Linked DNA regions of Homo sapiens: region 2 is linked to region 1. A link is a loop called in an ENCODE intact Hi-C map of the cell type or tissue named here. Cell type or tissue: chondrocyte. All regions are shown on one strand. Each heading gives the region's core, and the rest is flanking DNA. Links, peaks and the distances in the headings are about the cores only.

Region 1 (2,919 bases), core at 144-2,643:
GAGAAACCAAATGATGGGACTGGCGGTCTAAGTTTCCTGGGGAAGGGGTAACCTTGCTTCTAGACCTTTCAATGGACAGAACTAGGAAACATATTTCTAAAAATCATATGCTTCTTGTTTAAATTAAATACTTACAGGCCTTTAAAAAACCTACATTTACCCTCTACTTGTATCTCATTTCTCTTATACTGAAAATCTTGGTTTCTAATAATATCAACACAATTATCTCTTGTGTTATCTTACAGTATACCTGTATAGTTTCAAATTACCTTATAAGTGTTAGTATTAACAAACTACTAAATGAGATTTAAGAGATTTAAGATTCCTTGGTAGTTTTTTGTTTTTGTTTTTGTTTTTGTTTTTTGCAATGGAGTCTCACTCTATTGCCCAGGCTGGAGTGCAGTGGTGCCATCTCGCCTCACTGCAACCTCCGCCTCCTGAGTTAAAGCGATTCTCCCGCCTCAGCCTCCTGAGTAGCTGAGCCAGGCATGCGCCACCACACCTGGCTAATTTTTGTATTTTTAGTGGAGATGAGGTTTCACCATGTTGGTCAGACTTGTCTCAAACTCCTGACCTCAAACGCTCTGCGTGCCTTGGCCTCCCAAAGTGCTGGGATTATAGGCATGAGCCACTGCGCCCGACCTGTCTTTAAAAAATAGATCCCAGTAATGACATACAGTCAAAGGACTATGTTACAGAGTCACTTGAAATATTTTTCTCAGTGGTTTCTTGTTTTGGCATATAGTTAGGGTCATTTCATTTCATGCCACTTAAGTTTAAAGCCTTAAATTTGCTAAGAAATAAGAAGTTGGAAAACACAGTTGGTCATTTACCTACACAATATTTCTATTCTTCCCCGTATGTGTTAAATAATTAGGTGTGATGGAATTTATATAGGTTGATCGAGTGTTAAAATTTATGGCAAGCATTGGGATCATCTAAGGACTTTTAGGTTCGTGGTAACCTTTGTTGTGTTGTATCTCCACAGATAAGCAGACCCTTTCAGAGACTGAGAGGGAAGATGCTAAGCGTGCTTGACTTTGGCGATGAGAAAAAGTGTTTGAGATGTCAGCCTGCAGGGTCAGATTGACTCAGGCAAGAATCCTAGTCCTGTCAGTTATTACCTGTGTAATCCTGGATGAGTTAACCTGGACCCTCAATTTTCTTATCTGTAACACAGTAATAATAATCATCTCACAGGGCTTCATTTCCCATCCGGGTTAAATGAAACCATGCATATAAAGCACTTTGCACGTTTCCCGGCACCATACATGTAGCTAATGTTATTAGGGTGGTAAATAAGACTGCACTTTTTCTCTAATTATTCTATTGGTTTTTCAAAAAAGTGTTTTTATAATGAGCATGGTTTGTCCTCATAATAGCAAACAAACAGCAAACTCCAATAATCTGGGGGTGAGGGTGAGAAGGAGAATGAATTCCCTATGGTAGTTTTGTGTATTGATCATTCCTCTGTGAATTTTTCTGTCCTTAATTATGTGACTTTAATGCCATCTAGTGGAAGGTGACAGAGTCTATTTCCTCAAGTAGCTTCATTTGATAAGGAAAAAATCCCATGTTTATTTTATGTAATAGATGGCTCAAGTTCCATTCCTTCCTTATTAAAGAAATGTTCAGAATCCATAGTCATCAATAAAGATATTTTTGGTGAAATTTATTTTAAGGGCATAGCCTTTAGTATTTTATGGGTGAAAAATTTCCTACAGAGAGGGTAGGTTTGTTTTATTCTCAAACTTTTCTCTTGTATTTTTTATTTGTATTTAAGATTTTACATGTCAATTTTTATGATAAATCTACTGAATTTGTTGTAACATAATGCTAGCAAATACGCAGGAGCTTGCAGTAAGACTATTCTTTTTAAGAGAAAGACCTGTTGTCGTTAAACACTTTTTTTATTTTGCCTTGATTTTTTTTTAAATACTGAATGTGGAATGAATATAAAGTCTCACTGATCATGAACCTAAGCTCATCCAGTTTCGTGGTGGCAGCAGGGAGCGCCAGGGAGCCAGGGGTCAGGTTGGGCTCCTGCTTTTCCATCCAGTGTGACCTCGAGTAGAGCCCCACACCCACTTCACGTGCACATGATCAGACTGGGTGAGAAGCTCTCTCACATTTCATCTTGTGGCATCCTTTAATCCTTAGCTTCGGATTTGTAAAGGAGAGTGAGACCTGCTCTTTACCACTGTAGCTTACCAGTTATAGGGGAGTCTAAGTCCTGATTTTTACTTTGAAATAGTTACGGTAATCTATCCATCCTGTTAGGATGCTCTTGGCTGCTGGGGCATTTCTACCCCTTCCTTGCTGCTACCCAGATGTAACCCTGGCCACACCTTGTATTGACTAGACTTCAGAAATTGTTTTATGTTTGAATTACTTTAATTTTATTGCTTTAGTTGAATCAGTGTCTCCTGACTCCAGCCACCTTGCTTTGGGTTTGCTGCTGAATTGGGCCAGCATATGCAGGAGGGCCCAGGGGGCCCGGCTCCCAACTTCCTGCCAGAGATGCAGATGGAGATCATGAGACACACCTTAATGAGGGTACCATTGCTCCAGCGTTGGCACTTGCTGTGTTTAGGTACCACAAAAAGAAAGTACAGCTGTCATGTCTGAAGGTTACTGACTCTCCAGAAATGAGGAAGGCCTACGTGGTCTTCTTGATCTTGCTGCTGCACAAATTGTTGACACCTGTCCCCTGTCCTGGCTCAGAGATGATCCCTTGTGGCAGGGATCAAAAGGACATGAGAGCCCGAATGTTGTCCTAAGTGGCGGTGAAATTCGTGTTTAAGTGTGGGCTCTGGATAGTTGGGGGGGTCCTGGCTCTGAATCTATTTCTTTGCTCTGTGCCCTTTCCTTGGTTACAAGTGATGAACCTCATTAGCCTGGTGTGTAACGCACGTGTAA
Region 2 (2,919 bases), core at 155-2,654, 810 kb before region 1:
CATATTTAGGAACAGATCTGAATTTCCAATGGAAACACAATTTGGATATGCATGATGACATTCAATTGAGGAAAGAACAAACTTGTCCATCATTAGGTTTTGTAAACGTCCAAACAGTGAAGTGATGGGTGGAAGATGTGCAATTGGTTCATTTAGGAATTTAGGAAGCCTTAATGTTTATCATAGATTAATACACAGATCATGTGTGTGTGTGTGTGTTTGTGTGTGTGGTGTGTAGACTATGTTTACTCTCTTTAGTAATCAGCTGAAACTGCTATGAAAAAAATTTCCTCCCACAGCTATGTTTCGGCAGTGAACATTCTTAGTCCTGAATCTCACCCCCTCCACATTGTTTCCAAAGTATATTCCTCCATCTAGCATGAAGAGTATAGTTTCAAGAACCCCTCTTCAAACATGAGACTCAGGGGAGGCAGGGTTTGAGCTAAGGTCTTCTCTGAGCTGTCATTAGGACTGCGATAATGGTATATAGTGAAGAGAAAAATAACAAAATGAGTGCTGGCTATTTCCTTCATTAGGCAGACCAAATATTTATGTATATATTGTAGGATAGATCCACTGTGTTTCAGCTCAGAAATTGCTACTGGGCTGCCAGCTGATTTAAAAAAGGAGTATCACAGCTCTGTAGTAAGAATAAAACATTAGCAAGGTCTATCATGTGCAGGGAACATTGTCTGCTTGGTGGAGCTCAACTCTATCCTGAGAGCAAGATGAGATGTGCTGGGACACGAGGGCCAGGAGGAGGCTGTCCAAGGGATGTCAATCAAAACTGAAGTCCATTTAAATATTGCCAGAGAAAGAGACACTTGGCAATTCAGGATGAATAATCCTGACTCAGTTGTTGGCCAAATTGGGATGCCATATTCTTTGATCAGAGGCATGATGGGCCTGGCAATTCATCACACTCTTGGAAAAACTCCTGAATGACAACAGCAGGTGGTGATGAAGGGTGCCAAAGGATGGGGTTTGGGAAGCTTCGTGGGGTTCACCTCTGGAGAACTCCCCACTCTGGGGAGGGGTCCAAAGACTGAACCTAAAGCCTGATTCCTTCTTGTGGGGGCCACTAAGTCAAGCTTGCCAAAGTCTGTCTTTGCATGGAGGAGGCAAGAATTGATTTCTACCCAAATGACCTCTAAGTTTAACCTGGAATAAGGACATCTTTGTAGGCTCAGAATTCAATCTGCTGTTGTAGCCTCAGAGTTAAAGAACTGTCTGCTACAGAAGCCAGAGCCTGAAACTGAGAAGGGTTCAAATTCTTGTTGAGTGATACCACGTATTTGGCAGACTTGGGTGACCTCTAAGTTCATTCTTTTAAAAAGCCATTCTCCTATCATATTTGATTTTTTAAAACTAGTAGTGTAAATTTGATAGTTTGTACTAGATAGTCTAAATTTGATGGTTTGGTCATCAGAAAGCGTGATGACTCATTTCTCTAGGTGCCTCTTAGCAGTTAAAATCCAAAATGCTACTAGGAGTAAGAAAAAACAAAAAACATTTCAGACCTTTCATAATCCTTAACTAGGCACTTCCACTAATGAACAGCAGATGGGGCTACAAAAATCACCAGATTAAAAACATGGGGTGGAAAAGAACCTTTTAACATAAAAACCAGTTCATTCGGAACCATTTCAAAACATAAACAGGGCTCTTGTTTGTGGTTTAAGATGTTGGTGTGTCTGTTTCCCGCCAGAGCTTTTGCATCATATTCCTGACGTGCTCATGAGTCCAAACTGACTTAATTTCTTAACACGGCAGATTTTTAAATAGTTTTCATCCTGCGTTCCTCTAATAATGTTACAATACAATTTCCTAAAAGACAAAATAATTATCTATGGTTAATTTAATCACAGAGACCCCACCCACCAATGTCTCAGAATCAGGATAAAACATGCTATGTATAGCCCTGTTACTATGTTCATGCACGTCTCATGCACACACACAGGTATTCGTGCACTCAAATTCTTTAAGTAATTATTTTTCGTTAGATTTAATAGCCTGCACCAACCACAGTCAGGAGAAATTCATGTATCAAGCTGCAGGCTTGCTTGTACGCTGCAAGCGTACAAACTTGTGTGAAAATGAGGCACAAATACAAGGGACAGAGCACGTCGGTCAAGAAGTGTCGAGTTGAAAAAGTGCACAAATCAAACCAGGAAATCAATTTCTCCCACTAGACTTTCAAGTCAAGAAAACAGTCCCTGTGATTTCCTTGAGAAAATAGGAGTGAGCCAGCCCAGAGTGGCCACTGCACTGGGCAAGCGCCTTCCGAGGCTCACCTGCTTCCAAGGCGTTTTCTTAGCCGCCAGCGAGGTCCATCTGGGGAGAGAGCTGAGCAAGTGGCAGATGGACAGATGCCACTTCTGGACAAATCCAGTCCACAAATGTATCAGTAACTTGAAAGCCACCAGATCTGGCTGTGCATTTGGGTCCACTGTTAACCAGATAAAGAAGGAGAAAGCTCCTGCCTCTGGCGAGGAGATGGGCTGCCCAAGGAGAGCTGTGATTTTCTGCCTGTGATATAGACTGGAGCAATTAACAAGTATAAATTGTTTCAAAATAAGCTTAAATCTGCATTTTATGTGTGCAGGTTTCCAGCTGTAATGGGATTATGATGTCAGCAAAGGGAGAGAAGTCCGCAGCTGCGGAGGGCCATGAGGGTAGCAGGCAGCTGTTAAAATAGAGAACTAATGGCGATTAATTCTTATTATGTGTTTGAAGATTTCACAAGGAGTTCAAGACCCAACGCTTCCCACGAGGCATGAAGGAGGCAAGTGCCTGGACTGTCACATTCCCCAACCCAGCCTTTTTGTCATTCAGGTTTCAATTGGATTCAGCGTTTTTACCAGCCCAGACACTCTGAGTATCTGCTGGGTCACACTTACGGAAAATAGCCAAGAGTGA

What was found. Peaks named below come from ENCODE experiments on the same cell type or tissue, not always from the same donor. Only the 100,000 strongest peaks of a DNase experiment are listed, where the experiment ranks them.
Region 2: a loop joins it to region 1, with 4 times the contacts of the local background. A loop is called at or near these places in 2 of 110 quality-filtered maps.

Annotation. Positions count from the first base shown.
Region 1 is chr10:127,714,578-127,717,496 of GRCh38, reverse strand. No RefSeq gene overlaps it. Among named protein-coding and RNA genes, the nearest start is that of FOXI2, 21 kb to the left of the region's middle. In chondrocyte, for the core only: CTCF peaks have their summits at 1,295 and 1,512 (motif pointing left); no DNase peak of the experiment used is centred there.
Region 2 is chr10:128,529,159-128,532,077 of GRCh38, reverse strand. No RefSeq gene overlaps it. Among named protein-coding and RNA genes, the nearest start is that of LINC01163, 240 kb to the right of the region's middle. In chondrocyte, for the core only: CTCF peaks have their summits at 1,385 and 1,586 (motif pointing right); no DNase peak of the experiment used is centred there.